2 separate regions of the Homo sapiens genome follow, and region 2 is linked to region 1. A link is an interaction called in ENCODE POLR2A ChIA-PET data of the cell type or tissue named here. Cell type or tissue: A673. All regions are shown on one strand. Each heading gives the region's core, and the rest is flanking DNA. Links, peaks and the distances in the headings are about the cores only.

Region 1 (16,640 bases), core at 6,659-9,158:
ATTCTTTAGTGAATTTGTAGAAACTCCTTCTCTCTCTCTGCCTCTTTTCTCTTTTTTCCTTTTCTCTCCTCTTTCTCTGTCTTCCCCCCTCCCTTCACTTTTACTTTTAAACAAAATTCCAACATAAAAATACCATTTTCCAGATTATACTCCTATTCACAGCTTATTTCTAAATCTAGGGCAGATATCTCTAAGATATTTCTAGGAGTTGATCAAAGAGTTGGAGGATCTTTGCTGTTATGATAGACTTAAAAGTTGAAGATCATAAAGTTTGAGAGTGGAGTGATGATAGAGTCAGTATGTTATTTGATGATTAAAGCTCATAAATACTTGAGATGATTCTGTTGGGGGGAATATAGAAAAAAGATATGGTAACTCAGGGAATTAATAAAAATAAAGGTTTAAATTAAATGGAAAGGGGAATGGTTTACATTTTCATATTCACAAGTATTGGATGCGGAAATTAGTATTGAATCTGGGAATGAACAACCTGATTGGTATATTGTCTGAGCCAGCATTGGAGTCACTCATCTATGTCATAAATGACTAAGCATTGTGGGTAAGGAAAAGTATGGCATAGCAACCAATTTGGTGTTGGTGAATCCTAGAACCTGGAAAGGGGAAAGGATTACATTGGCATATCAGTCAGAGCTGCCCATATAGTATAAGGCCCATATAATTATTATAAAGAACCATGTAATCAGAAGGGACCATATAATTTAAGGGCCAAATAGGGTCTGTGAATATTGACATTTTCTTTCTAATTAATACTCCTTGTGTCAATTTAATGGTCTTGTGATTGCTTATATGATTACTGCCCTGATAATAATATATCAATAGTGAATGGGTCTCACAAATGGAAACCCAATTCAATAAACATGTATTGAACACCTAGCATGTGCCAAGCACTGGACTAGGTGCCATAAGCCAAAAGAAATGTGAGATGTCATCTTTATATCCAAAGACTTCACAATGGTTCAAAGCCACACCACAATTTTTGTAGTTAACTCACAACACTTTTTCCTTTAAGTTAACAATGTATTTTAAAAAGTAAAAGTTATCATGTAACAAAATCAACAGCATTATAGTCAAAGAAAGATGTCTCCATTTTGTCCTTGCTACCAGTGCGCATGCACACACACTTGTGCATGCACACAGATGCACACACACATGTAGACACACACGGTCCACATTTTCTTTTATTATTTTATTATTTTTTTGAAGTTTAAGAAGGATTCAACTTCTTAGGCTGTGATATTGGTTAAATATTTCTGGACATGTATCAATTTTTATATAAAAATCATAACCATCGGTAGGGATGGTACCAGGTTACAACAACAAAAAAATCATAACCAGCTACCATTAACAGAGGAATTAGATTGTAACCTCTGTTTTCCTTTGGTGAAATGACACCTCCTTATGTTATGACACAAAATGTTGATTAAAGAAGATTGCATGCCATTAATCCTTTCCTACCATCAGTTTACATATCATTAACATGGTCTTCTCTTTTTGGTTTCTCTGTCTTTTTAGGGTACATGAAACACTTTTAGCTAAAGGAGTTTTATAGTTCATGTAGCATTTTTAGTGGAAAGTTGTTTTCAGAATCATGTTTCATGCAAAGGAATATCTTATGGCACTGTTTCTATGTGTACAAACTAAAGAAGTAAATCTATAATTCTGTGGTTTCCTTTAACGACCACATTATTGTTTATTTCTATACGTACTTATATACTGGTGATGCCAACTCAAGTAGGCATTATTCGAGTATATTATAGCATCCAGATACTACAAGAACATTTAAACTGGATGAGGCTTTAGAGATCCCTTTACAGATGAGGAAATCAAGGTCCTAAAGGCCTTAGTGACTGCCTTAGTTACTAAGTCAGCTACCGGCTCAGCTGAGACTCATTTCTCTTACTCTTATTATGGAGCTTTGTTTTTTAGGCTGTGCCTCACTATATCTGCTCTGGTAAACCTTACCAGGTCTTTCATTCATTCAATAAAGGTTCACAGGGAACCATCTAAATGCATAATGCTACCATCAGCGCTGAGGCAGGGGACTACAGACTGTCATAGTTAAGTAACAGCATACAACAGACTATTACTAATGTTGACATCAAAAAGAGTATGACAATGTATTAAAGGAAAGAAGGGATAGGATCCTTTTACCTAGAGGTATTTAGGAGATATCTTGCAGAAGCTGGATTTTAGTGGGGAGCTAAATGATCATGAAGAAATTAGCCCTTCAAAATAAGAGCACAACAGGACAGTGGTTAGAGAAATTTAAGAGTTCACAGCATGATGGATCCTAATGTTTAACCAAATTAATCTGTGTAACTATTTTCAAATTTATAATAGCCACACCCTTTTTAAACGGTGCTTTGAAGTTAACTTATGACTTCAAGGGTTAGACTGTTTGCTTGCTCCCACCATCATACCCCCAAAATCACCTTGTTGGTTGTTCAATGACTTAACCTGTTATCATTTCCAATCCCCTTATGTAGTAGATTTGCCTTTTGTTTTGCTTCTACCTTTTATGACGGCACACTCTTAATTTCTCCTGTCACTTTCTGAGTACCTGCTATTAATTTGTTTACATTAGCACCGACTAATTGTGTTCGGTTTTTTTAGAGCTTAGTCTCAGAAAAAAATGGGAAAATTAAGATACTACCTTGTCTAGTACTTAAGGTGATTGGGAGTTATGAAATGGTTTTGGTGATATAAGGTGTTTTCCTTTTCATTTTCCACACAGATAGAAATGCAAAACAATATTTGTAATAGTCTGTGCTCACGCTGCTATAAGGACATACCCAAGACTAGGTAAGTTATCAAGAAAAAGAGGTTTAATTGACTCACAGTTCCATGGCTGGGGAGGCCTCACAATCATGGTGGAAGATGAAGGAGGAGCAAAGTCACATCTTACATGGCGGCAGGCAAGAGACTGCCTTTTATAAAACCATCAGATCCTGTGAGACTTATTCACTATCACAAGAACAGCCCAGGAAAAACCCATCCCCATGATTCAGCTACCTCCCACAGGGTTCCTTCCATGACACATGAAGATTGTGGGAGCTAAGATTCAAGATGAGATTTGGGTGGGGACACAGCCAAAACATATCAAAATTTAACTGCTATTTCTCCTTATGTAGTTGAGAATCTGAATAATATTATATGAGATAGAATGATAGAGTTTCTTTTGCAAATGTCGAAGTCATGCTTGTAAAAAGTATCATACATAACCTTATATTGAGGCTTGTCTAGAGATGCAAATGACAAAGATGATCTCTGGTTAACAGTTCTACCTTGGATCAACTTATGCTTCATCAATTTACCTTCTACATACTGTTCTTAAATTCGCAATATAAAGTTTCTACAGAGTTTGATTAAAAGATTGCTATGATAGTGATAAACATGGTTGTTAGAAACTATAGGAAATAATGAAAAACTTGGTGTTACTTTTTCCTCTACATAATATGAAATAATTATCTTGATGGCCTTTTTTTTTTTGAGCTGCCATTGTAATTATTGAACACAAGAACTCCACCTTTTCATAGCTGTGGTCTGATACAAATATATCATTGTTGCCCCTTGCAACTAGCTTGCTACCTTAGAAAAGTTTTATGTCTCCATCACCTTGTGAGCCAGTAGAAATAGCTGAAAGGTGTGAAAAGATGATCCCATCTCACTTTCTCTTCCATATCTTCCACAGATGCATCTAAGTGACAGAATCTAATTTTTATCCAGAATCTTAGATACAAAGCACTCTAGAAAAAGATGCTGCATTGCATGAAAGTGCATTACAGAACAATGAGCTAGAATTTGAACACAACAGTCTACAGTAGGCAGTATAGTGACAATACAAGTAAAGAAAACCAGCTAACTCAAGATTCTTAGGAGAAAATCATGTTAAAGTTAGATAGTTACTGCCTGAATAGAGGAAAGCATGTTCTGGGCAGAAGAATTCATACTTAAAAGATTCTGAGGTGAAAGGATGTAACATTGAGGAGACTGAAAGTAGTTTGGTATGCTGAGCGGGTAGAAACACTAGAAAAGGAACTGAAGATGAGGTGAGAGACATAAGCAGAGCCAGATGGCTAAAGGCCTGGTAATCATCAGCTCATTAAGAAGTGTTAACTCTTATTCGGTAAATTATGGAGGTTCAGCAGGAAGCCTGGTCATTCTGTGTTTCATCTCCACTCTCATTCTAACCAGAATGGAAATTTCCCCTCCTTCACTTTTAATTTCTTGTTTTGGAACAAAACTGGACAAATACTCGTGACACCAGGCCTAGGGCAGAGAACCCAGAGACGTGAAGCTTTTATTTTATTCCACCCACCAAGAAAAATGCAAAAACTATACGTATTCCTACCAATCTGAAGCAAAGGCCCTTATGTCATCAGGGAGCAAGTGATGCAGAATTGTGCTAATTTAATAATATATCAGTTTTTGCAAAATTTTAGGAGAAGAAGCATTTATAGAAATTAAGTACTTTTCGCATCCTCTGAGGCAATTGTAAAAATGTTTGGTTTTTTTGGAACACTTCAAACTGGTTGAAAGGTTATTAACAAAGTGACCGATACAACAACAGCAACATCTTATTAATATAATGGCTTCTTGGTACACTTTTAAAGAAGAGTTAAATTGAAAAAGCCCTTTAAGCATCACCAGTTACCTCCCTTCCTCTCAAGCAGAAATGTAGCTAATACACCGCAATATTATTTGCTGTAACTGAAGACAACTATGTTAGTGATTACTCTCAATTCTCTACCTTCAATGCCAGGCAGATATTTCCTATATTTAGACTAAATTCATTCTACATATCTCAAACATTCATTTAACCTAAATTCATTCTATATAACTCAAAATATGTGTGTATGTAAATAATAAATACTTGATTATTAGTGAATGTACACTAGCATTTCATGACCTAGAACTGTTATAATCATCTTAGCCTTTTTGCAGAAAACATCTTAATTTCACATCTTTCCTCAAGCCAGAAATTGTTCGCTAACATTTCTTTCTAGTTGATTTTTAAGGTTCTACTTTGCATAGATAGATATTAATACAAATAACTTCTGCTGCCCTGTCATCAAAATATATGGAGAACTGTGTATATGTTAATAAGGCCTCTTTCAAAAAATATTTCTGAGTAATGTGCTTCTTTACAAGAATGCTGGCAAATTTGAGTAGGCTGCACTTTCTCTAATATTTTATATCCATTAATAGAAGGCACATATAAGAAAACAAATATACGAAGAAGCTCAATGATTTATCTATTAGCCTTACTTTGACTATAGCCTTATCAAAAAAGTGAGTTTAGCTCTCTTTTCTTCCAGCCATGTCTTTTTCCCTAAACTCTACTATAACCGAGGGAAAAAATTGCTGACTTTTACCCTTCTGTATTCAATTCTGCAACTGAAATATGAACTTTTAAACCTAAAAATTCCACTGGAGCATTGGTAAATAGCAGGAGTAACACATATCCAAGGGTGTTCACGTTTCTGGCATGTGAAGCCTCACAGAAGAGAGCTTATTTTATATTGGTCTTTTGTATTTTTACATTTAACTGATTGAGTCAATGGAAACCAGCCCTAATTGTTGCTTTATAGGCGGACGATGTTTTCCATCACTGGCACATACTGAACTAAACCTTCGGGGAGTAAAACAGGGCTAGGCTGCTGTTTTCTGTTACTCTGCAAATCAGAAAAAGATTGGTAGTTCTGATTAATCTTTTATTTCGTTTAGTTGCCTACACAACACCCTGCCAAATTACTTTATAATAAATAATAAAAGTCACTGAGAACTATGTGTTTATTCTCACCACCAATGCAATAAAAGATTTTCTATAAATGAGTTATTTCTAATAAAGTACAAAGCTTGAAGAAAATTATTGAAAGCAAATTTGCCTTATGCTTTTATGTTAGTAGAATATCCAAAACTTAAGAATAAGTTCAACTAATGATGATGTGATTTTAAAGGTTCTAAAAAATTTAAAGCAGCAAAACAACTCCAAATGTATCTCTTCATGTTGTAAAATAGCATTTAATGAATAAAACTTACTATTAGGGTAAACAGGATGCTATTCAGGTTTTTCACAACAGTGGACTTCAGAAATCTAATTTGTTGAGTATGTTAGAATAACATTTTTTTTAAATGTGCTAAAATAAAACAAGCATTTGACTCTAAACAATAAAAGACTGCATTTAATAGCAAACAGAGCACAGTGTTGCCATACACACTTTCTCAATGGGAAAATGAGTTAATGAGGTCATCCTTATGCAAGAACATGAGGAACATCAAACTATGATTACTACTAAGCACATGTGTAGTTCTTTGCAAAACATAGAATTCCTTATATCCATTTTTGTTAATGCTTCCTCAGCACCACCAATCACTACTCCCATTTTTTACAGATGAGGACGTCAAGGTAGAAAATGAGTAAATTATTTACCCAAGATAGCAAATTAGTTTGTGTCCATGCCAAGATTTAGCTCATCAGCAGAGTGATTCTTATAACAAAGGGCCACGGCTCTGCGCCTCTCTACCTTCCTAGCTGCAGTAATACAGTAGACTTACTGAAACATGATGAAGAAAGAATTATTAGCAAATGTGACATCTGGAAGTTGTTTCAATAGTGCAGAATGTTAAAGCAAGTGTGTGGGGGTAATTAATTGATTTAGCACATTTAAGGGAAGTTTCTTCTCAATTACAATACTTGCTGGGAAACAATAGTGTACTAAAAAACAGCACTTTTTCTATGGCTAGAGTTACCATTATGCCATTTCTTTCTCCCTGAGTCGACGACATAGGCACTTAAGTTGAGGGTTTGAGCTATAAAATTTGTCTGAAAATGCTAGTCAATAGGATATTGGATAACTTTCTGGAAATTTTCAAAAGATCTGCTCCTAATACATTAAATTATATGGCTTCAGATGTATTTAGTTATTTTGCTTAACTGTTACAGTGACTTCCCTCACCTAATAATTCAAACACCTCTTAAACTACTGAACCATTAGGACATGCCCTGATTCTATAAGCTGCAGGTTACAAGAGTATTTTACACAGTCAAGACCTTTTAGAACTCAAAGCCTTCCTCTATTATATATTAAATGGCTACTTTACTGAAAGACAAAATCGTACATGAGGGTGAGCCCAGTGGTATTAATAGCAACAAACCAAACCAAACCAAAACAAAAAAATTATAGTCACATCTAGATCTATGGCAAGAACAGTTAAGTAACCATGCTATAGAGGCTGCTGTGCTTAACTGAAGCTGAAAATAATTTGAAGATAAATGAGTAGATGCAGTAAAAAGTTTCTAAAACATGTGGCTTCCAACCAAATTGTACAAGTCTTATATGATAATAGCATCAGCCTTGGTTCCCAAGAAAGCACCTTATTTCATGTTCGGTCTAATAATTAAAGAAAAATAAAGGAAAAAGAATTGGCCCAAAGACCAGGATGTGAGTTAGTTGATTAAATGAGCATTTATGAGTATCAAGTATGTGCTAGGCACAGGAGCTCACAGACACATAAACAAGTAATTGCAAGATACGGGGAGAAAAGGCAATAAGAAAGTGGTGGGAGAGTGCACCAGACAGCGACTGAGCCATGGATTGCGTGGGAGGGGAAAGATTCAGAGAAGATCACATTTCTGCTGACAGAGGACAATGTGTACACAGGCTCAGAGTGAGACAAAGGAAGTGTGACCTGGAAAGGCTATCCAAGTTCTTCATAGTATTTTATCGTTTTTTTTTCCCCCTGGTGAATTCAGTACATTTCAGAGTCTATACTCAGCCCTGCAGACTTAATCATTCAGTCTTTAGTGTTCCAGACTTGAAAGAATGGGGAAGATAAATGCAGACCAGCAAACCTCACTCACAAAACACGATATAAGGAACTAGAATTCTAATTTATTTATCTACTATGATAAATCTAATTTATTTGCACAAAACCTTTGTGTCATCCTATATAGAGAAGTCTGTCCCCATGTAGAAGACTAGAATTATCAAAAATTGCTTTGTGAGATCAGAGGAAGAGCATCTGCTTTAAATGCAGAATGCATATGAGCCTTTCATTGTGATAACATGCAGAGTATGTCCCTATGTCAGTGACATCCTGACCCACAGGACACCCTCTCCTTACAAAATGTTTATGGCCAAACTTATGTCCTCTTGCTTCCCCTCTTCCAAATAGCTCCCCACTCTCATCTCCAACCTGGGTGACAGAGCAAGACCCTGTCTCTAAAAAGAACAAAAAACAAAAGGTCATTCCATTATTCCATGAAGTTAATAATGAAATACATTTCTGGTTTTATGTTGATTTTGTATGTGTTTTCTAATTCATTTTATATTGATTTTAATATTTGAACCCTTAATTGGAAACACACTTCCAAGTTTTTAGAGAACATCTAACTGCCTTGCAGTATATTACAAGTTAGGAGTGTTCAGCATACCTGAAGTACAGAATACTTAGAGAAGAAGAGTGTTTATTGAAGGTGTAGAGATAGAACGAGCTGATAAAGGGCCACTAGTCTCTCGCTACTAAGAGAGGTCAGAACCTGTAAATAATCTGGGGGAGGAGGTGAGAAATGACAGTTTTTATGTAAAAAAGTGATTGACGTAGTCACAAGGAGAGTGAAGAGAACAGGTGGGAGTTAGCTGAGGGCATTCATGTGCATGTAGACATTGATTTTCAAACTCTGGTCAAAACATACACCTCCTGTCGGCTAAGAAATAAAAACCATAGTCACAAAACTATCAACCACAGGGAGATGAGACAGGAGGGACATAGGAGTGATGTCATGAGGGCCTTGTATAATTTGCTAAAAATCTGGAAATATTACTGAAGAAATTTACACATAGGGAGTGACCTTAGTTAGCAGATTTGCCCTTTAAAAGATATTCCTAGTGGAAATTTTTTAAAAACGTGTATTAGGATGCACGAAAAAAGGCAAGGACAAAATGTACACAGCTTCTGTGGTAATACAAGTAATAATTACTGATGGCCTGAACCTGAGGATGTCAGGGTAGAGAAGTGACAAATTAAAAAGACCCAAACAAGTACAGAGACTAGGACCTGATGTCCTAGATTGATGGGGGAGCGGGCTAGGGGAGGGAACAGAGGATAGTTTGACAAATGGAGTACACAGTGATGCTTTGCATTGTGGTAGAATGTGTAGAGAGCAGCAAGATTTGAGAAGATACTAAGTTCGTTTTGGACATGTGTTTGAGAAACCATTTAGGCATTCATTTGGAGAGATTCAGTAGAGAGCTGTAGGTTTGAATCTGGACTCCAAAAGAGAAGGTACAGACTGTAAATAGGGACTAGAAGCCACATTTAGGTAGTGGATGGAACCATGAAACTTGATGAGAGAGAATGTGTATTGAGAGAGTGTGTGCAGATTGAGAAAATGAAAGTAGCCAGTGTTTCTGGACAGCACAGTTCAACCATAATAAAGAGCTGTGTGGAAGAATAGGAATCTTTTAAAAAGAATAAGTAAGAATGGCCAAAGAGGAAGAAATAAAAGCAGAAGTGCTTGTAGTTATGGAAGTCTCAAGGAGGGAATGATCTATAGTATCAAATGCAACAAGGAAGGAAAACATCACATGGAATAAAACATCATTGGATTTTGAACAAAAAATTATTTTTGACCCTGGAAAGGGAGTTTCAGGGAATTTCTGAGGGCAGTGGAAGGAGGGATTAATGGGAGGTAAAGAATTGAGATGACAAATGGAATCTACCGTTTTTTAGAAGATAATCAATGGAGGAAAGAATAAAGACGTGACATTGACTAGAGAGGAAGACTTCCCAGATCCTTCTTTCATGAGCTCTAGTGGTACCTGAGCACAGCAACATTTTAACACTTAACCATCTTGCCCTGCAATTGATGACTTAGCTGGTTTCCTCTGAGGGAAAGATTATTGAAGGCAAGGAGTGTATTTTATCTGGTTATGACTCTTAAGCCCATCTGATGCTTTGTAAGTGGTCACTAAGTAAGTAATGAATGAGGAGGATGTGGAACTGAGGGATAACTTTTCAACAGCTGAAAGGAAATAATCAATAGAGAGAAAGAGGCTTAAGAGAAAGTTAAGAAGAAGTAACTGACAGAGCAGGGATCCTTATTTGCCTGTAGGTTGGGGTCCAAAGCATAGTTGGAAGCTTTTATTTTTGCACAAAGAAAAGACTTTTTTTCCCCCTCTGAAATGGAAATGAGGTGAGGATAGATTCATATGTGAATCAAATGTGTAGATGTGGGGTCAGGAAACTGAGGAAATTCATTCTGAGACCCTTGCTTTCTTTAGTGATGTGGAAGCCATTAATTGGGTAGCTAATAAATGCCAGGCATAAACATTTCCAAATATTGATTCATTTGTGAATCTGTATTTATAAGAGAGATCTGTATTTAGCATTTTTTTATAATGTTTGTCAGATTTTGCTGTCAGAATTATCCTTGATTCATGTAATAGATTTGATTGCTTTCCATGGTTTTTTTTCCCTATGTTCTGGAACAAATTATGTAGAACTGAATTTACTAGTTCCTTTAGAGTTTCAAACAATTCACTAGTAAAACAGTCCCTGGAGAATTTGGAGTAATTTTTTGAAAAGTTTTCCATTATGCCAATGGTTCTTATTCAATTCAGGTTATACTTTTTTTTTTTTTTTTTTTTGAGACGGAGTCTCGCTCTGTTGCCCAGGCTGGAGTGCAGTGGCGTGATCTTGGCTCACTGCAAGCTCTGCCTCCTGGGTTCACGCCATTCTCCTGCCTCAGCCTCCCGAGTAGCTGGGACTACAGGCGTCCACCACCACGCCCGGCTAATTTTTGTATTTTTAGTAGAGACGGGGTTTCACCGTGGTCTCGATCTCCCGACCTCATTATAAATATTTATTGCTAGTTTATGTCTTTCATGAACATCTTCCTTTTCACAGTTTTACATATTTATTAGCATTACATTGTCTTGCATTGTAATCTCTTATACATTTTATTCTATTTGCTGTCTCTACCCTTTCTCTTTCTAATTCTATTTATTTGTCTTCTTTTCCTTAATCAGATTTTTAAGAAACCTTTCTAATTTAATTTTATTGCCAATAATTCATGGGTTTATTTATTCTATTTTTTCTTGATTTTAATACATTAATTTTTCCTTTTAAGATATTTTTTCTTTTATTCTTATTTTATTTTATTGTTTTGTTAATTCTTGCTTAATAATGTATATCTTTAAAGTTGTGAAGTTTCCTCTGAACACAGGCTTTTTCATTGACTCCTCTAGGACTGCTTTCTATTATTTTGTTTTTGCCAGATAACTCTTTGATCTACTTTTTATTTTTATTCTTTGTCATTGCAGTTATTGGAAGTAGCATAGAGTTGAATTGTTCTATCCTAATCAGCAAAGCTTTACATATGAGTTGACAAACAAAGTTCACAAATATTGATGTTAAATTATTTTAAATTCTAACTTTTAATTACAAGAAAAGAACCTATATTTTCTCTTCTGATACAATTTAAAAACAAAATAATTAGAAAATAAAGGCAAGAAGAAACTTCTAGTAGTTAGTAGAAGTTTATTCGGGATGTGATGAAATAAAATAGGCTATTTTTTCACGCAACATTTTATTTAACCTGTTTTCACAAGTTTATGTTAACATCATAATTTTGTTACAAAGAGAAAAGTATAAAATAGGAAAAGAACAATATAAAGACTTTGTTTATCATGTAAAATAAGAAATTTAGTGATTTTATTTTATCTACCACTACTACTTAATAACCTTGAAAATAAAATCTAGGCTTACATACCTGAGTTCTTTTTGTCATTAAATTATATTTTTATGTTATGTATATTTTTAAGAATAATTTTATTTGAATTCAATAATATTTTGTTTATAAAACAATTATACTTAAGTTGAAGCATTTCATTGGAATAGAATACTGAGGAAAGTCTTCATAACGCTATTTTCTCATACTTAAATTTAAATTAGTAAATTAGTCTGTCACTCAGTGATTTTGAGTTTTTCAGGAGCAGAATATGAGTTGTATATTTTCTGACCTCTTATATAGTTGATCATACTTTACTATTGAATTCATATGGAATTCATGAATTATGATATTTTATCTCACAATATTATTTATAGTTCCACTTTCTTCCATTTTGTATAGGACAAGTCTAATTGTAATTTTGTTCCTTTGAGCATGTACAGGAATAATTTTTGAGATATTTAAGCCATATATTTTTTCCTAGATTTCTCACAGCTCTCACAGCCACTGACAGTCATCATTGCTCACGGGTAGAGAAGGGTCTAAAGGTAAAAAAAAAAGTGATTATTCAGCTTTGAGTTTTAAATTAAAAACACAGTCTGTATAATGACACACTAATTTTGAAAGGTAAGCTTCATTGCATTCCATAAATTCCAAATCTTCCTTTTAGATATCAGAGTAGATTTTGCAAATCTGATCACTGTTTTACTCTGCACCAAAATAGAGAGTGAAGTTTGCTTTGGTGTAGGAAAGTTCCAGAAAATAGGAAAGAGGAAGGTTTGAGAAGGACCAAGTTGTTGTTAGATATTTCTATTTGTTCTTTCCTCTTCATTCATCCCTACCCCATGGTCAGATCTCAAAGAGGCATGGCAATGTACATAATAAAAATAGAAAGTTAAAAAAAATTCCTAAGCAGAAAGCCTAGTGTCTCACTTTTTGAAGAGCAGACCAGAAAACTGAAAAACATAGAGAAACTCTGTGTTTGGCAATTGTCTAAAAGAAAAATGATGTCAACCAAGTGACATAGTAAAAATACCTGAGGGAGGTATCTTGACAGAGAGCCCTTAGTTAGATTCAAGATTACCATTGCCTTTGTTTGGCATCTAGGAGACTTCTGGTTGGGAAAACAGTCGGGCAAAAAGAACTGTGAACCAAAAAAGGCCTGAGGTCCAGAAAAGGAAGCTTCAGAATGCTGGGACCTCTTGAAAGCAGGCTATACCAAAGTCAGAGACTTCAGTGGGGTATTTCTGCACAATATCTCCCCAAAACCAATGAAGACAGCAGTAACTTTGTAAACACAGGTGTGGCATGTCCAATAACTGGGTGAAATAAGGAATTTACTTTCCAGGGTAGCACATGAGGATCTATGCAGCTCAGAGGCCACTCTCTGACCTCTGTCTTATCATGAGGACATGGATACTTTCTTTGTGTGTATGTCATCTGGGGAAAAAGGAGGGAAAAGAGAATCCTTGAGAATGGAGAAGAGCACCTGACAGAAAGATGCCTAAAAATATAACCCAAAGGAACATCAGACAAATCTAAAATTAGCTCATTTCAACACACCTATTTTTTAACCATTAGTGACAATAGACTTTATATCAAGATAATGAGTTATAGAAAGTTTTGTGTGTAAATTTACATTCATTTATAGCATATAAATTTTCTGCATTTGCAAATTAGTTTAAAAAAATCTGCTTGAGCTGCTTATTGACCTGTTTCTTTTATAATACTTGAAATTATCTAACATTGCTAGGAACATCTAAGTGTGAATTTTTCAATTGAATTTCAATCTACCTCCTCATATTTTTTCAAATGAGGACAATTTATTTCTACTATAGTCTTCAGTATTGCTTCTCACCTCTCAGGAATGAGATTGGAGCACTAGGCTCTGCCATTCACATCTACTATACATCCCCTCATCTTTTTCTAAGGTTTTTTTCCTCTGTATTCTCAGAGACCTACTATAACTTGTACTTTTTTCACTCTATCTATTCTTCAAATAATGCTGATTCTTTTCCTTAATGGTTTCATGTTGGATACTGTCTTTGGCAAACAGCATGCATTCCATTCACCTCTGGTCTCCTTGTATTATAAGGTCTGGAAGCATGGAAACTGAATTTCCCAAAATCCCTTGCCAGCAGAACTCTGGATACTGTTTAAGCTCTGCTGATGAGGGTTATTCACATGAGATTTGGCAGGTAGAAGCCACACTGCTTCCTTGAGTAGGGGTGGCATATATCAGCTTTGGCAGATGAGAGTGTTTGCAATGATAGATATTCATATTGATATAGACATAGAAATATATTGCAGGAATTGGCTTATGTGATTATGGAAGCCAGAGGACTCATGGTCTGTCATCTGCAATCTGATGGACAAGGAAAGCTAGTTGTGTAACTCAGTTTGAGTCCAGAGGCTCCAGGGGTGCCGATGTCCTAGGACAGGTGAAGATGGATGTTCCAGCTCCAACAGAGAAAGTGAATCCACCCTTTACCTTTTTATTCTATTCAGGTCCTCAACAGATTGGATGATGTCACACATTGGTAAGGGTAAATTTATTTACCTAGTCCACTAATTCAAATGCTAATCTCTTCTAGAAACATGCTCATGCACATACCTAGAAATAATGTTTAGGCAGCTATCTGGGCAATTCTTAGTCCAGTCTAGTTGACACATAAAGTTAATAATCACAAACTAATGCCTTGTAAACTTGACACCTGTACACATCTTCCTAAACTATACTTAATCTCTGAAAACAAGGTCATAATTCTGCCTGACATGACACAACTATCCTGCATACAATAAAAAATGTGCTAACTCCTTCCCTAGGAGGGAAGGTAAAGTACTTGAGTGATGTCTATTCTTCTCCTGATAGCCTATAACTCAAATACTATAATGTGAAATTAATGATACTTAAATACAATATAAAGTCAACACATCTCATGTTACATGATAAAAGAATTAGAAGGGAAAGAAAATGAAGATAATTGCTTTATATATATGTATATATATAGATACATACACAAATATATTCATAAAAAAGAGGAAATATTCATGAAAATTACAGTCCTTGTTGCTATAACTTGTCATGTGGTCACAGCTGGTGCCTGTAACTCCTTCTACCACTCATTCTTCTACCCATTCTATTTTCTTTACCTTCAGCAAGCGCCTCAGTGGGTCATGGGTCTTTATCTGATGGAGTGACCCAAATTTTCATTCCTGAAGAGTCTGGGCCAGTTGTTATGTTGTTATAGTTTTCCATTGACTGTAATCACAGGACATGGTAATACTAAGAGACACCCTAAGGCAGGGGTCCTCAACTCCCAGGCCCTGGACCCATACCAGTCTGTGGCCTGTTAGGAACCCAGGCCACACAACAGAACGTGAGTAGTGGGTGAGTGAGCATTGTTACCTGAGCTTGCCTTCTGTCAGATCAGCAGTGGCATTAAATTTTCATAGAAGCATGTACTATATTGTGAAATGCACATGTGAGGGATCTAGGTTGCATGCTTCTTATGAGAATCTAACAAATGCCTGATGATCTGGGGTGGAACAATTTCATTCTGAAACCATCCCCATACCCATCCATGGAAAAATTGTCTTCTACAAAACCACTCCCTGATGCCAAAAGAGTTGGGGACCACTGCCCTAAGGGATCTCCTGTATTTCAGACATACTCTTCCTTACCTCCATTGTATAGAAGTAGTCCAAGTACTCTTTCATAATCCAGATCAATCACCCCAGCCAATACCATAAATCTCTTCTTTGCCTGTTGACTCAGAGGCGTAAGGAGCCCAAAGTGACCAGGTGGAAGTCTTCATGTACAGTTCAATGGATTATTGTTGTGTTTCCTGGTGGGAGTAGTTCTCCCTCTGGAACTAAAACTTCTAGGCCAGCAGAGCATAAAGTCACAAAAACGTGGAGCAGAAATGTTGCTAGTGGGTCACTAGGGGTAAGAGCGAGTGGTCTCATTCCCATTTTCCCACCTTGATTCCTGGATCTATAAATCCCAGCTATCAGAGAAACAGCATCGTATATTAGATGCTGACTCAACATATACAGCCTTCTGGAAAACCTAGCCCCACCCTGCAAGGCATTACCACATAGCTGACTCTGTAACTGTGTCTTCAAAAGGTCATTCTGTCGCTCTATCAAGCCAGCCACTTCATGATGGTGGGGAACATGGTAAGACCAATGAATTCCATGGGCATGGGCTTATTGCTTTATCTCTTTTGCTGTGAAGTGAGTTCCTTGATCAGAAGCAATGCTGTATGGAATACTATTACAGTGCATCATTCATTCTGTAAATTCATGGATTGTATTTTTAGCAGAAGCATTTCAAGTAGGGAAAGCAAATACATATACAAAGTAAGTGCCTATTTCAGTAAGGATAATTTGCTTCCCTTTCTATGATTAAAGTGGTCAAATGTAATAAGCCTGCCACCAGATAACTGGCTGATTACTTTGAGGAATGGTGCCTTATCAGGGGTTCAGTGTTGGTCTCTGCTACTGGCATATTGGGCACTAATCAGTGGCTACAGCCAGGTTGGCCTTGCTGAATAGAAGTCCATGTTGCTGAGCCCATGCATAACATCCTTCCTGCCATCAGGGCCACTTTGCTCATGAGTCCACTGGGCAATGACAGGGGTGAGTGGGGAAGGAAGCTTACTGGTATCCATGGAATGAGTAATCCCAGACACTTGGTTATTAAAATATTCCTCTTCTAATATCATCCTTTGGTGAGTATTCACAAGGACACAAATGTCTGTATGATTTTTTCCCATTTAAAAGAGGGTTTTCCACATACCTCTTCTCCAAATGTATTTGTTACCAGTTTTCTAATCATGTTCCCTCCAAGTCCCTGATGCTCCTACTAAACCATTAGCTA
Region 2 (16,640 bases), core at 5,858-8,357, 210 kb after region 1:
TTGCAAAGCACTTAATTTGCACTGTATCTGGCAATAGAAAGTCCACAATAAACACTAGTCAATAATATTGCTGTTGTTATCTCTTCTGCATTATCTCATGCTTTTTTCATTTTCTCTCATTTTCCTTCACCCACATTGGCCCCTGAAAACTCTTAGAATACATCAAGTTCTTGTCTGCTTATGGATTTTGAACCTTTTTTTCTAATTCTCCCTTGGCCTGACAGGCTTCTCATCTGTCACATCTCAGCCTTAAATTGTCATTTTCAGACTTGTTTTAAAAGTCCCTCTTACAGCTGCTTGTCTCTCTCATAGTACCCTTTTTGTTCCTTTCATTGAATGTTTAACTATCTGAAATTATTTTGTTAATATGTGGGTTTGCTTAACTTATTGCATGGCTGGCCCAGTAGAATTAGACTCCAAGGGGCAGAGAGTATCCGCCCTGGTTTGTCCATTGCTGTATCTAATATCCAGTCTTATTAGAGCAATGCCTTGAAGGTAGAAGTGCTTTAAAAAAAATTTACCAAATGACCCAAAAATGCACAAAGAAATCAGACATTGCAATTAGAATAAAGGTTAGGAAAATATTTTTAAAAGAATAGAATTCAAAAAAAAAAGTACACAAATAGGTAGAACAATCTCAAAGTACTGATTTTCTTGCTAAAGAATTGGTCAAGAAGTAATCAAGTGGATTAAACAAGGGTATTGGTACTTCTGCCCTCACTTGGACAAAAACTCACCCACAACATGAAGGTTCTGATTTTGGAGGTCAAATCATTAATATAATCAAACACTTAGAATTATCTATTATAGGGTAGTATAGTAGTTGCTGAGACTATGAAGATGAGTGAGAAACCACAGAGGACTCTGATATAAATGAAAAGAAAATTACTTATTTAAAAAATCGTTAAAAGGTGTTAAACTATAATCTTCTCTTAGGCAGTAAAGTACCTAAGGAGTGTTAAGGAGCTTACAAAGTAAAGGATTTGGCTTTTGCACCAACACTGAGTTGATGACAGACTTGAGCAGGACTTCATACAAGGACATAGAAAAGATAAGATACAAGATATGATATAAGACTTCATACAAGGACGTAGAGAAAAGGTTGGGAGAAGAGTGTGAGCACACTGGGGCACCTGTGTGCTAGTAAAGAAATTAACCACCAATCTATCTAGCACTTAAGCTACACTGATAAAGCACTTCCTGTTAGAGAGGAAGCATCAAAAACCAATAGGACACATTAGCTAGGATCACATAGTAGAGTTGACAGTGCCCCACATCGGGTATTTTACTGAGTATATGCCATGTGCAATATTCTATGATTAAAGTTATTTCATTTGTATAATGTGCCATAATTTATGAAGAGTTTTCAAATAAGTTATCTTAACTAACTCTCATAATAAATCATTTAAGAAGGTCGTCATTTTGTAGGTAAAAAAACTTGTCATTTTTCAAGGTCAACAGTTAGTAAATTATAGATGTATGAGAGTGTTATTGAATATTAGACTCTTGTACAGCGCTTTTTTTATTGTCCCATCTCTGCCTCCCAGTAGCCACAAATATTTATGTCACTTCAAATACAAGTACCACTCTTTAGAATGAATCTATTAGTCATAGTATCACATGATTTAAGTATGTATTTTCAAACCAGTTAAAGCTGCCATTGTAGCAAAAATATTGCCTTAAAATTATACCAATTGTCGTAATTTAAAAGAAGAATTTAAAAAAACTTATTTAACCTCTGTAGAAATGTTTGTATCGAAGTTGAAATGGTAGAAACCAGAACTTTCAGTTTTCACTAATTAAAATAAGTGTGAAGGTATGAATGTTAAGTAAAAACCATGAATGTAATGAGGACAAATAATTCAGAACATTCATGTTATAAGAGTTAGCTTATAAGAAAATAATTTTATGTCACAAGTATAGCGATATAATATAAAGGTATTATGTTAGTTGGATACTTTTGTTTGAACAGCTTAAGAGCTTAAAACTTCGCTGTTTAGTTATTATAATCTACGATATTTACATATTGAATTTTACCAAACTTTTCACTTGTACTAATCTTAAGGGACATATTTAATCAATATGCTATTACTTGATATTTGTATAACTACTATAAATAAGATATCATTATTTTATATAAAAACCTGTACAATCAAGTCATTTGTAACATTTAAAATATATCAAATAGCAAATTCTGTCAGTCATTATATGAAAATACACAATAATCACAAATAGATACTGCTTTAACTGAAAGGGAGCTAACACTAATATTTATGTTGCTGGTGACATTTACTCTAAAAGTTTTTATAGTATCTTTTCCCCAAAATTGAAAAAAAACTAAAAAATTGACACATGCAACTTCTTTACTGAATATTATTTTAATACTAATGAGAAAATTTTCTTTGTGCACAAACACTTTTCTTTAGGGTACATTTAAAAAAATCAACCTGAAGAATTCTGTATCTGTTTCACTGGCGATGACAAGTATGTTAATTGCTTGCAGATAACATCTGTTCTAGTGAAATCAAGATGCAGAGTCTGGGTTGGATCTGTGGTGCTAGCAGCTTTCTAAAGCTTTGTCTGGGAGACCCACTGCATGCATTTCACAGACACTCCAGGCAGCTGGAGGGCTTTTTAGTTTTTCTGACAACCATCCAGCAACTGAAATAAAATCTGCCAGGAATCCTGGGTCATTGAAATGTCTCCCTTTGAGCAGTGGACTCACCTTTGAAGCTTCAAGATATCCACTGACCATGACGCCTGAGCGTGCTCTGGCTAAAGCAAGTTCAGGGTGAGCTGCCAACTGCCTGCATGCAAGAGCAAGTCTCTGACTTCCTTCTCTGTTTACAGAGGAGGGTGAAGGGCCTCTCTAGAAGGGATAGCAATAGCCTGGTCAATATAATGTCAGATATAAAGAGCCCTTATGCTCAACAGGCCACATTTACAATTTTACAGGGTTCATGGACTGCAATTGCTTGCCAGATGTGCCTATGGAGTTGCGTAACCATGGCATCATGATTGCTCTGGTCTCGATTCTTTGGGGGCTCTGTATAATTGCATCTCCTTTAAGCTATGATTTGTATAGACTCTGATGTACTGTTCCTAGTAGAGCCAACCCCACTCCTCTGTGGAATACATAGCTGTGTGGCCTTTTGTTCTGCTGTAGAAATGTGGAGCAAGGCCTGGAGTGGTGCTTTTTAGTATTTGTAGACCCAGCTGACTATGTCAACCAAAGTTGTGAGCATAGGGATCTCACTAGCTCTGCAGATAGGCTTAAGGTGATGTAGCTCAAAAAATTAAAAAATATATCTGTATTTGTCACAGGTTATACACTTGAGAAAAAAGAGACAAGAGAGATGGATGAAAAAATTGAAAAAGGAAACCATATGAGACACATGAGGGAGAGGTGAGAGTAAGATGTGAAATCTCAAGGATAAGAAAAGTGGATATAGTGAGAATAGAACTATTAAATAATATAACACATCTGTATTGTAGTATATAAATTGATTTAAACCATTTAACTCTAAAATCTAGATCCTTATTGCCAATATGAGTGTTTCATATATTTCTGCCATTTTTAACACATCTTGTTTGTATAAGAGCTAATGATACAATATCTTAAAATAAATACAAGCTGATCTTATAATACAGAAGAAATAAGCTCTTTTTGGTATTTCATCTGAGGACTCTTCCTATGTAATAAGTAATATTACAGTAGATACAGATAATATTCTTCTCTTCCTATCAATCACTGTCTCAGTCAACTTGGGGTACTGTAACAAAATATCATGGACTAGGTGACTTAAATGACAAAATTTTATTTTTCATAGTTCTAGAGGCTGGGAATTCCAAAATCAAGGTGCTGGCCACTTTAGTTCCTGGTGAGAGCTCTCTTCCTGGCTTGCAGAAGGCTGTCTTCTTGCTGTGTCCACACATTGTGGAAACAGGAAGTTCTGGTGGGTTTCTTCCTCTTCCTATAAAGGCACTAATCTCATCATGGGGACTTTACGCTCACAACATCATCTAAGCCTGATTACTTCCCCCAAGGCCATACCTCCTAACACTACCACACTTGGGGTTAGGGCTTCAACATATGAATTTGTGGGAAACACAAACATTTAGTCTATAATAATAACCTTTTTTTTTTTTGACATTTTACTACTTATTCAGAAAGAAAGCACAGGAATAATTTTATAGAAATTGAAAATGGGCCACATTTATGAAATAGTTCATGTAAGAATAATTAGCTAATAATACAAGATACTTTCTTTATATATGGATACAGTCACCCTTGTTTTTCCTATCATCATATATGAGTAAAAGTTTAGAGCTTATATATTTGTCAATTAGAGAATGATTTTAAAGAAAGAACTGCCAAAAATTTCAGACTAGAAAGCTAAATTGATGAATGAAGCCAAAAAATAGTAAATGTTGACAGTATAATCATTGAAATGATCAAGAAGGGTAGGGGTACTTTTAATTTAAATCCAGTCTATAATCTGGTTTTTAAAATCATTTGGGCCAAGAGATCTTTTTTGATAATTAGATTACTGTTTTCAGCTCCTTAAATTCAACCAAATGAAATTACTTTTAATAAATCATTTATTTCAGACTTTAAAAATTAACAATACCATTTTGAAAAGATACATTTTCATTTTAAAGACAGTACATACCAAATATAATTTGTTTCTTTAAAAAAATGCTGTAACCTTGTCCTCTAGAATTAGGTAGGTTAGCAGGTCTCACCATGCATGTTAACCCTGTCGAAGTAGCTACTATTTCTCCTTTGTAAAATGTATCCCTCTTCTTGGTAATTATGTGTTTGATGAGTACTTTCCTAGTAGACATTGAGTCCTATAAGGACAGTGGCTTTACTTTTCAGAGGATCCCTACTTCCTGGTATAAAGTAGACACTCAGCTACAATTTGATGAGGAAGAGAAAGGACGGGAGAAAGGAAAGGATGGAGGAAAGACAAAGAAGAGAGAGAAGAATAGAGTGACCATGATATCACCTTTGAATATTGCTATTAAATCAGTCTGATCTCAGGGATGCTCAATCATCCATCAAGAGAAGGAAAGGAAAGAAATGCCATTTTCTCATAAAATCTGATGTGGAAGGCTATGTATTAAGACAAGAGAGGAAAAAAAGATTCAGGGCATAACATAAAACTGGGAAAAAGAAACCCATGCTGAAATGTTTTAAAGGAAAAAAAATGAAGCTCAAAGCAGGTTAAACACAAGGGTAGGCATGATATATTAATAGTTTGGATATATGTCCCCAAAAATCTCATGTTGAATTGTAATCCCCAGCGTTGGAGGTGGGGCCTGGTTGGAGGTGCTTAGGTCATGGGGACAGGTTTCTTTTGGCTTGGTGCTATTCTATTGGATAGTGAGTGAGCATGAGAGTGAATTCTCATGAAATCTGGTCGTTAAAAAATCTGTGGCCCCTCTCCCCTCCACTCTCTCTCTTGCTCCTGTTCCCGCCATGTGAGATGCCTGCTCCCCCTTCGTCTTTAGCCATGATTATAAGCTCCTTGAGGTCCTCACTGGAAGCAAATGCTGGCATCACACTTCTTGTACTGTCTGCAGAACTGTGAGCCAATTAAACCTCTTTTTTCTGTAAATTACCCAGTCTCAGTCATTTTGTTATAGCAATGCAACAACAAAATTACACTGATAATACAAGGCATATTTGTGTATTACCATAAAGATAAAGCTGAATGTAGAAAAATAGTAAACTAAAGAATTCCTTAGATCAATCATTCTTTAGGTGTGGTCAGTAGACCAGTGCTGGCCCAAAAACAGTTTTTACCTGTTCATAATAAGATAAGCACAGAACTTGAGAGTAAGCAGTGAGAAATGTTTATAAAATTTGATAAAATAATTTTGTGTCCATTGAAAATAATGAAGATAGATTTGGGCTTGTGCCTGTACAGTTTAATTTGATTATTTGGTAACTAAGTTATATTTTTATAAAGTAAAATTATTAATTAAAAAGATAAAAAATAAAATGAAAAATGTAAAAAGGTTTAAAGGTTTAATAACTGCATTCAACAAAGGCAGTCTGAGAAGTACTGCCTTAGACAATGTATTGGCAGCAGTGCATGGTTTCATGGCTTCTCCCCATCTCTTGTGGTTGGATAATTCTACTTGTTTTAAAGCAAATACACACAAATACCCCCTGCAAGCTTTTGCACAATGGAAAAATAATCTTAAACATACCAACTGGGAATTATTTTAAAGAGTTTTCTAATTTGTGATGTGTGACAATATATGAAACCTCAAGTAGAATAAATACAGAGGTTTTTGGTTTGGTTTCAATGCATAAAGCTAGAGCACTGTCACCACGTGGGTTCAAAGCTCTTTTCTGCTCGATTGTTTCTGTAAATGTTTACATAGACGTAGACCACTTTTCAAGCATTTGCAAATGGCGGTTTGCTATAATATAGATTCAGAAATCTTCCTTTCAGAAAATCTTGGGAGCAGAAATGTTGAGCTTTAAAAAATTTAAAGTCCTTCTCCAATTTTCCCCTTCTGTAACAGCATTCCATATTAAAAGTTCAGTTACACCTCATCTTTTTAAAAAACCTGTTAAACCATATGTCAGACAAGTGAAAATATATTAGGAATAACATAATCAACATTAACTTATGCAACATTGAGCTTAATCAAGTAAACATTACAAACAGAATTGAAGACTTTGCCCTGATCATGTTATCTCTTATTTCCTTTACGTAGAGGTGAATGCTGGTTTTGTCCATTTCTTTGTTAGTTTTAATAAAGAAGGTGATCTCATGTCCTTCTGGTGTTAATGTGATGGAATGTGGAAAAAATTCTAACCCTCTGCAGATACTAAACTATCAGGCTCATGTTGCTGAATAGCAGGTAACTTTTTTTTTAACTACCAGGTTCTGAAGGGGCCCAGGAAGAAACCTCCTCTTCCCCAGCTGAGTTGAGAACCAAGTGGAAGACAAAGAAGTTAGACAGCAGATGAAAAAGTGACCTGCCTTGCACCTTGCCAGTTGGCTTGCTAGCTCTCCCCTGATTTGAACTTCTGACAACAGAACATGCTCCACCAAACTTACCATGTGAAGGACAGCACATGGGCATTCTTTCTGAGACCTGCAAAGAAAACAAAGGGAGAGGCTAAGCAGACAAAGGAAAACTCTTTCTTCTCAAATCAATCAGATAATGAACTCCTGTTCCCTTTAGGAGAAATGAGTGGGTGGGGAGAGAAAAGCAAGCAGTTGACCTCTGGAGGTCCTTAGACTTAAAAACATAAAGCCCAAGGAAGAAAATTCCTCCCCAGCATTAACTTGGACCAGTAATGTTTTTCTATTTATATTCCATATGTAAATATGCCTGTGAGGTATTATGTATTGTCTTTGTGCCTTTAAGTGCATTTCTTTAAAAAATCTGTAACTTTAAACTTAAATAGAAAGGCACAAAATGGATTGTTATTTTATACAATGGAGTTCTGATATTAATTATTGTTACTTCTCACAAAACAAGTACTAAAGATTTCTTAGTTTTGGCTAAAATAGTATTGTGAATTGTGGCTGAGTGGTGTGCTCTTTTTGAATTTCCCAATTTTAGCTCATTCACTTCTCTATATGGCCCTCTATTCCTTTAAAAAAATTTTAATAGCTTAATTAAGATATGATTTATATACAATTCACTAAAGTGTACAATTCAATGTTTCTTTTTTTTTTTTTTACTATATTCACAGATATGCACAGCCATCAGCATGGTCAATTTTAGAATGTGTCCATCACATCCTAAGGAAAATCTGCTGTCTACATTACCTTCCCTTTATCTCTCCATCCAACCCTCTTTCCTAAGCAACCACCAATTTACTTTCCATTTTTATAGATTTTGTTATTCTGGATATTTCATGTAAATGAACATAGAGTATGTAGTGTTTTGTGACTGGCTTCTTTCACTTAGCACAATGTCTTTAAGTCTTATCCATGTTGCAGCACAGATCAGTACTTTATTCCATCTTATGCTGAACATTACATCTGCATAGCACATTTTGCCTACCCATTTAGTCAGTCAATGAGTGTTCGGGTTGTTTCTACAACTTGGCTGTTGTGAATAATTCTTCTATAAACATTCACGTCTAACATGTGTGTCCTATAGACAGTGTATAGTTGGATCTTATTGTTTTATTTTAATCCATCTGACAATCTCTGCATTTTGATCAGATTTCTTAATCCATTCACATTTAATGTTATGTTTGATATAGTTGGATTTATAGCTGTCATTTTTACTTTTGGTTTACTGTGTCTCATGTATTTTTCTGTTCTTCTATTCCTCCCTTACTGCTTTCTTCTGCATTAAGTAAATATTTCCTAATGAAGAATTTAAATTATTTATCTCACTATGTTTTTTGAGGTTTGTTGTTGTTGTTGTTGTTGTTTTTAGGGGTTACTCTAGGGCTTACCATGTATATCTTAATTTACAGAATCAGCTTCCAATATGTACTTGATCCCAGTACATATTGATCTCAGCTTGATCCCAGAGAGACATAGAAATATATTACTCCCATACAACACTATTTTCTCCCCTTCTTTTGTGGTATTATTATTACATCTATTAATATTGTATATTGATTCATGTTACAAATTCAATAATACATTGTTAATTCTAATACAGATTTAATCCTACCCACCTCCTCTGTGCAGAAACATACTGCATTTCTATGTTCTATAGGACTAGCAATACGTTATATACATATTATTTTACACAATCACTTTTAAATCAGTTAAGATATTGTGCATTTGCCTTTATCCTGTCTTCTATAATTACATAATTACTTTTACTGGTGTTCTTTCTTTTTGTGTGGATTGCAATTATCCTGTAGGGTCACTTACTTTCAGCCTGAAGAACTTTCTTTAGTATGTCTTGTAAGACAAGTTGGCTAGGAACAAATTGTCTCAGTTTTTCTTTATCTGGAAATGTCTTGATTTAGTTTAATTTTTGAAAGATAGCTTTGCTGAGTATAGAATTCTTGATTGATAGTTTCTTCTTTGTACATTTTCAATATATTATCCCATTGTCCTCTATCCTCCATTTTTTTGTGATGAAAAGTCAAACTGTTAATCTTATTAGAATTTGCTTTTATTAATAAGTAGTAAGCCATTTTTGCTTGCTGCTTTCAAGGTTTTCTCTTTGCCTTTGATGTATGTTAAGTAGAAAGGGTGCACTCTAAGATAATGATAAGAAGTATATTATAGGAAATATATAAACAAATGACATAGTCATTTAGTATCATTATCAAGTATTATGTACTCTACTGCACTACACTGCACATCTTGGCTTCACTGACCTGAAATTTAGCCTCAATAGCAGATAGTTGCGGGCAAGATGAAATATACCGATGTCTTTCCCTCCAAGAAGGAAAGTCCTCTAATTGGGAACTGGAAGGAGAGAGACCTGTATTCTTGTCTCCACCTGTCTACAGTGCAGTTTCTATTTCTCTGAGCGTGGGTACGGAAGGGAAGGAACAATCTTCAAGTACAACAGATTTCTACTTTTCTTACATCACTTTTGAGATTTCTTGCATAGATGTTTCTTCATTTGTAGGACCATTTTAAGAAGTTATAAAGTGTTGATTTTACTTTTTCATAATTTTCACCAGATTCTCTGGGGAATGCACTGCTGAGCTCCTCAGGCTATCAGGCATGCCACTTCTTCTATTCATAACCTTTATTATAAATGGTATTACACCATCTGAATTCTTCAATAGCTAGGTTTTTATCTTAATACTTTGATGATAAATTCAGTCACTATGTTAATTCATTTTCGTTATTATAAGATTCTGTTCAATGATTGCAACATAATTATTTTCTTTTTGATGGTTTTAGGTTATTTTTATTTTCATTATTACAAACTATGCTGCAATTAACATTCTTGAACATATCTGTTTGTAATCTATGTTAAAGTCTCTCAAGGTGTATATCTAAGATTAGAATGTCTGAGTTTTAGAGAATACATATGCAAGTATCACCAAATTGCTTTTCAAAGATGTTACATCACTTTGACCTTCCACCAGTAAGGATACGAGTTCTTATTTTCTCCACATTTTCACCATCACTTGGCATTTTCAGAACTGCAGTCTCATGTGAGTAAACTAATCATTCATTATGGTTTTAATGTTCATTTGCTTGATTTCTAGCAAGGCAGATTTTTTTTAGTGTTTATTGACCATTTAGGTTTTCTTTTTGTGCACCACATTTTTTTGGTTACTTAGCATATCATCCATGATTTCTTTCAGCAGTGTTTTGTAGTTTTCCTTATCCAGCTCTTTCAACTTCTTGGTTAGGTATGTTCCTAAGTATTTTATTTTTTGTACTGTTGTAAAAGAGATTGAGTTCTTGATTTGATTCTCAGCTTCGTCATTGTTGGTGTATAACAGTGCTGCTAATTTGTGTACATTGATTTTGTATCCTGAAACTTTACTGAACTCATTCATCAGATCTAGGAGCTTTTTCAATGATTCTTTAGGGTTTTCTAGGCATACAATCATATAATCAATGAATAGCAACAGTTCGACTTCCTCTTTACCAATTTGGATGCCCTTTATTGTTTTCCTTTGTCTGATTGCTCTGGCTAGGACTTCCAGTAGTATGTTGAATAGCAGTCGTGAAAGTGGACATCCTTGTCTTTTTCCAGTTCTAAGGGGGAATGTTTTCAACTTTTCCATGTTCAGTATAACGTTGGCTGTGGGTTTGTCATAGATGGCTCTTATTACTTTGAGATATGTCCCTTCTATGTCAACTTTGCTGAGGGTTTTAATCATAATGGGATGCTGGATTTTGTCAAATGCTTTTTTTGTGTGTCTGTTGAGATGATTTTATGATTTTTGTTTTTAATTCTGAGTATGTGATGTATCACATTTATTGACTTGTGTATGTTAAACAACCCCTGTATCCCTAGTATGAAACCCACTTAATCATGGTGCATAATTTTTTCAATATGCTGTTGGATTTGGCTAGCTAGTATTTTGTTGAGGATTTTTACATCTATGTTCATCAGGGATATTGAATTGCAGTTTTCTTATTTTGTTAGGTCCTTTCTTGGTTTTGGTATTGCAGTGATATTAGCTTCATAGAATGATTTAGGGAGGATTTTCTTTTTCTCTATCTTTTGGAATAATTTCAGTAATAATTGATTGGTATCAATTATTCTTTGAATATCTAATAGAATTCAGCTGTGAATCCATCAGGTCCTGGACTTTTTTTGTTATTGGCATTTTTTTTTTTTTTTTTGAGACAGAGTTTTGCTCTTGTCACCCAGGCTGGAGTGCAATAGTGTGATCTCGGCTCACTGCAACCTCTGCCTCCTGGGTTCAAGTGATTCTCTTGCTTCAGCCTCCCTAGTACCTGGGACTATGGGTGCCCACCACCATGCCCAGCTAATTTTTGTATTTTTAGTAGAGACAGGTTACACCATGTTGGCCAGGCTGGTCTCAAACTCTTGACCTCATGATCCACCCACCTTGGCCTCCCAAAGTGCTAGAATTACGGGCATGAGCCACCACGCCCAGCCGGCAATTTTTTAGTTACTGTTTTAACCTGGCTACTTGTAATAGGTATGTTCACAGTTTCTATTTCTTCCTAATTTAATCTATGAGGGTTGTATATTTCCAGGAATTTATCTATCACCTCTAGATTTTCTTTTGTGCATATAAAGATGTTCATAGTAGCCTTGAATTATCTTTTGTATTTCTGTGGTATTGGTTGCAATATCTCCCATTTCATTTCTAATTGAGCTTATTTGGATTGTTCCTCTTCTTTTTTAAATTAATCTTACTAATGGTCTATCAATTTTGTTTATATTTTCAAAGACCCAGCTTTTGTTTCATTTACCCTTTGTATTTTTTGTTGTTGTTGTTTTACTTTCATTTAGTTCTGCTCTGATCTTTGTAATTTCTTTTCTTCTGCTGGGTTTAGGTTTGGTCTTGTTTCTCTAGTTCCTTGAGGTGTGACCTTAGATTGTCTATTTGTGCTCTTTCATATTTTTTGATGTAGGCATTTAATATTGTGAACTTTCCTCTTAGCACTGCTTTCACTGTATCCCAGAGGTTTTGTTAGGTTGTGTCACTATTATCATTCAGTTCAAATAATTTTTTAATTTCAATCTGGATTTCATCATTGACTCAAAGATCATTCAAGAAAATATTATTTAATTTTGTGTATTTTTATAGTTTTGAGGGTTCCTTTTGGAGTTGATTTTCAGTTTTATTCCACTGTGGTCTGAGAGGATACAGGATACAATTTCAATTTTTTTGAAATTTATTGAGACTTGTTTTGTGGCCTATTATATGGTCTATCTTGGAGAATGTTCCATGTGCTGATGAGAAGAATATATATTCTGCAGTTGTTGGGTAGAATGTTCTGTAAATATCTGTTAAGTCCATCTGTTCCAGGGTATATTGAAGTTCCCTACTATTATTTTGTTGCTATCTCATCAGCATGTAGTAATAGTTTTTTATAAATTTGGGAGCTCCAGTGTCAGATGCATATATATATTTAGGATTGTGATATTTTCCTGTTGGACCAATCCTTTTATCATTATATAAAATCGCTCTTTGTCTTTTTTTTTCTGTTGTTTCTTTAAAGTCTGTTTTGTCTGATATAAGAAGAGCTACTCCTGCTCACTTTTGGTTTCCATTTGCATGGAATATCTTTTCCCACTCCTTTACCTTAAGTTGATGTGAGTCCTTATGTATTAGGTGAGTCTCTTGAATACAGCAGATACTTGGTTGGTGGATTTTTATCGATCCTGCCATTCTGTATCTTTTAAGTGGAACATTTAGGCCATTTACGTTCATTAGTATTAAGATGTGAAGCACTGTTATATGCATCATGCTAGTTGTTGCTTGAATACCTTGTTTTTTCCCCCCATTGTCAGTTATTGCTTTCCCTGTGAGATTTATGCTTTAAGAAGGTTTTATTTTGGTGTACTTCGAGGTTTTGTTTCAAGATTTAGAACTCCTATAGCATTTCTTGTAGTGCTGGCTTGGAAGTGGTAAATTCTGTCAGCATTTGTCTGAAAAATAATTTATCTCTCCTTCATTTATGAACCTTAGGATTGCTGGATTCAAATTTCTTGCCTGACAATTATTTTGTTTAAGGCAGCTAAAGATAGGACCCTAATCCCTTCTGATCTGTGAGATTTCTGCTGAAAAATGTCCTTTAATCTAATAAGTTAGATTAACATATGGGTTACCTGACACTTTTGTCTCATAGTTCTTAAGATTCTTTCTTTGGTCTTGACTTTAGATAACTATATAGGTTACCTGATGCTTTTGTCTCATAGCTTTTAAGATTCTTTCATTCGTCTTGACTTTAGATAACCTGATGACTATGTGCCTAGGTGATGATCTTTTTGTGATGAATTTCCCAGATGTTCTAAAAGCTTCTTATATTTGGATGTCTAGATCTCTGGCAAGGCCAGGGAAGTTTTCCTCAATTATTTCCTCAAATAAGTTTTCAAAACTTTTAGATTTCTCTTCTTTCTCAGGAACACCAATCATTCTTATGTTTGGCCATTTAACACAATCCCAAATTTCTTAGAGGTTTTGCTCATTTTTAAAAAATTCTTTTTTCATTGTCTTTGTCTGACTAGATTAATTCCAAAGCCGTGTCTTTGAGCTCTGAAGTTCTTTCTTCTACTTGTTCTAGTCTATTGTTGAAACTTTCCACTGCATTTTGTATTTCTCTAAGTGTGTCTTTCATTTCCAGAAGTTGTGACTGTTTTTTCTTTATGATATCTATTTCTCTGGAGAATTTTTCATCCAAATACTGTATTGTTTTAATTTCTTTAAGTTGTTTTTCACATTTCTCTGGTATCTCCTTGAGTAGCTTAATAGTCAAGTTTCTAAATTCTTTTTCTGGCAATTCAGATATTTCTTCTTGGTTTGGCTCCATTGCTGGAAAGCTACTATGATTTTTTTTTTTTTTGGTGTGTTATAGAACCCCATGTTGTCATGTTAACAGAATTACTTTTCTAGTTTCTTCTCATTTGGGTAGGCTATTTCATTGGAAAGATCTGGAACTCAAGGCCTGCTGTCCAGATTCTTTTGTCCCATGGGTTGATCCCTTGATGTGGTGCTCTTCACCTTCCCCTAGGGAAGAGGCTGAGAGAGAGACTGCAGTGATTGCTATTGCTCTTCTGGGCCTAGCCACCCAGTGGGGCTACCAGGCTCTGGTGCTGAGGAGTATCTGCAAAGAGTCCTGTGATGTGATTCGTCTTCAGGTCTTCCAGCCATGGATACCAGCACCTACTCTGGTGGAGGTGGCAGGGGAGTGAAGTAGACTCTTTGAGAGTCCTTGGTTGTAGATATGTTTAGTGTGCTGTCTTTCTTGAATGCTGGTTATGCTAGCAGTGAAGTTATCACATGGATAGACTCAGGACCTTCAGTTAGCCAGGATGTTGCAGGCAGTGGAATTAGCTATTGTTTTCTTCTTCCTGGGAGCAGTGTTATTCTGTCTTGAGTTGCTCTAATGGTCTGAGTTGGTCAGCCTCTAGCCAGGATGTGGCACTTTCAAGAAAGCACCAGTTGCAGTAGTAGAAAGGGAGGGGAAGGGAGGGGAAGGGAGGGGAAGGGAGGGGAAGGGAGGGGAGGGGAGGGGAGGGGAGTAGTAGAAGAGGGGAAGGGAGGGGAAGGGAGGGGAAGGGAAGGGAAAGGAAGGGAGAGAGAGAGAGAAAGAATGAAAGAAAAACAAAGAAAGAAAAAAGATCTATAACGTGAAAGAGAGAGACAAACTGAAAATTAAAACCTAGTAGAACCAGAACTAATGCAGAAAAAAGAACTTTAACAAACAAAAAAGTATATAAATCAGCCTTAGGGAGTAACAAGGTAATATAATACATCTATAAACATCTAAGAAAGAGGAAAATGATGAAATTGCAAATATGATAGACAATTATAATTTGAAATTTTAGCAGAAATGTTAAAAAATAAAACCAAGTAAATATTTCAGGAAACAAAACAATGTAATTGGAATAGAATAAAAATGATAAAATATTCAGAAAAATCAATTCAGATGTCAACCATCAGATTATTAGTTACTCTAGAAAGAAAAAAAGAGAAAATATAAGTAAAAAAATCATTAAATATATAGGATGAAGATCCAATTTGTGAAGAGAGTCATAATTTAATTTCAAATGCCTGATTTCTAGTTTCATTTTTTAATATTTTATTTTAAATTTCAGCTTTTATTTTAGATACAGGGGGTATATATGCAGGTTTGTTACATGGGGATATTGCATAATGCTGAGGTTTGGCGTAAAGATCCCATCACCCAGGTAGTAAGCATAGTACCCAATAGGTAGTTTTTCATCCCACGCCCTCTTCCCTCCCTCCCCCTTCTAGTAGTCCACAGTGTCTATTGATCCCATATTTATGTCAATGTGTGCTTAATGTTTAGCTCCTAAATACAAGTGAGAACATGTGATATTTCTGTTCCTGCATTAATTCACTTAGGATTATGTCTTGCAACCGCATCTATGTTGCTGCAAAGGACATGACTTTATTCTTTTAATGGCTGCGTAGTATTCCATGGTGTATACGTACCACATTTTTTTTTTAAATTAATCTACCATTGATGGGCACCTGTGTTGATTCCATGTCTTTGCTATTGTGAATAGCCTGGCAATGAACATACAAATGCTTGTGTCTTTGGGGCAGAATGATTTATTTTCCCTTGGGTATATACCCAGTAATGGGATTTCTGGGTCTAATGGTAGTTCTGTGTTAAGGTCTTTGAGTAATCTCCAGACTGCTTTCTATGGTGGCTGGACCAATTCACATTCCCGCCAATAGTGTATAAGCATTCTCTTTCTTCCACAGCTCACCAGCATCTGTTGTTTTTTGACTTTTTAGTAATAGCCATTCTGACTGATGTGAGATGATATCTCATTGTAGTTTTGATTTGCATTTCTCTAATGATTGGTGGTGATGAGCATTTTTTCATATTTGTTGGCTGCTTATATGTCTTTTTTTGAGAATAGCTGTTTGTCCCTTTCTCTCATTTTTAAATGGGGTTATTTTACAACCATCTGATCTTCAACAAGGCTGACAAAAACGAGCAATGGGGAAAGTATGCCCTATCCAATAAATGGTGCTGGGATAACTGGCTAGTCATATGCTGAAGACTGAAGCTGGACCCCTACTTTTCACCGTACACAAGTATTTTTTTAATCATGCTGAATTATTTTAAATTATGTACAAAGATGTAACATGTCACCCAGAGACCATTTTACACACTGTTCTGTTTAGCCACCAGTCTCTTGTCTCCGTCTTTAGCAAAGGTGAGGTGGACACCCTTTCCTCGGGGAAGGTTTGTTGCCCTTGGCTTGTTGCCATGGTTTGTGCCATGGTTTGTTGCCCTTGCCAATAACAAAAAATGTTGGAAAGCCAGGTGGCAATGCTGTTGCCGTTGGCGTCTTTCACGTGAACCATGGCAAAATATCCAGGGTGCCTCTCTCTGTTGGTGATCACACAAATTATTCCCAAGTTAGCACCTCCAGTCACCATATGCTGGTTACCAGCATCAAGCTTGATGAAATCAGTATCTTGCCAGTCTCCGAGTCAATCTGAACGGTTTCATTAACCTTGATGAGGGGAT

Evidence for each region. ChIA-PET counts read pairs that join two places held together with the same protein. Peaks named below come from ENCODE experiments on the same cell type or tissue, not always from the same donor. Only the 100,000 strongest peaks of a DNase experiment are listed, where the experiment ranks them.
Region 2: POLR2A ChIA-PET joins it to region 1 with 5 read pairs; 2 of 35 experiments call an interaction of 5 or more read pairs at or near these places.

What each region holds. Positions count from the first base shown.
Region 1 is chr6:126,897,134-126,913,773 of GRCh38, reverse strand. It overlaps LOC105377989 (a long non-coding RNA gene), which reads left to right. Exons shown (of 14, transcript XR_002956387.2): 9 at 2,756-2,823. Among named protein-coding and RNA genes, the nearest start is that of RSPO3, 210 kb to the left of the region's middle. In A673, for the core only: no CTCF peak of the experiment used is centred there; a DNase peak (open chromatin) is centred at 7,663.
Region 2 is chr6:126,683,479-126,700,118 of GRCh38, reverse strand. LOC105377992 (a long non-coding RNA gene) reads right to left here. Exons shown (of 5, transcript XR_001743836.2): 2 at 7,086-7,122. It overlaps LOC105377993 (a long non-coding RNA gene), which reads left to right. Exons shown (of 3, transcript XR_001743837.2): 3 at 6,909-7,508. It also overlaps the pseudogene RPS4XP9. Among named protein-coding and RNA genes, the nearest start is that of MIR588, 210 kb to the right of the region's middle. In A673, for the core only: no CTCF peak of the experiment used is centred there; no DNase peak of the experiment used is centred there.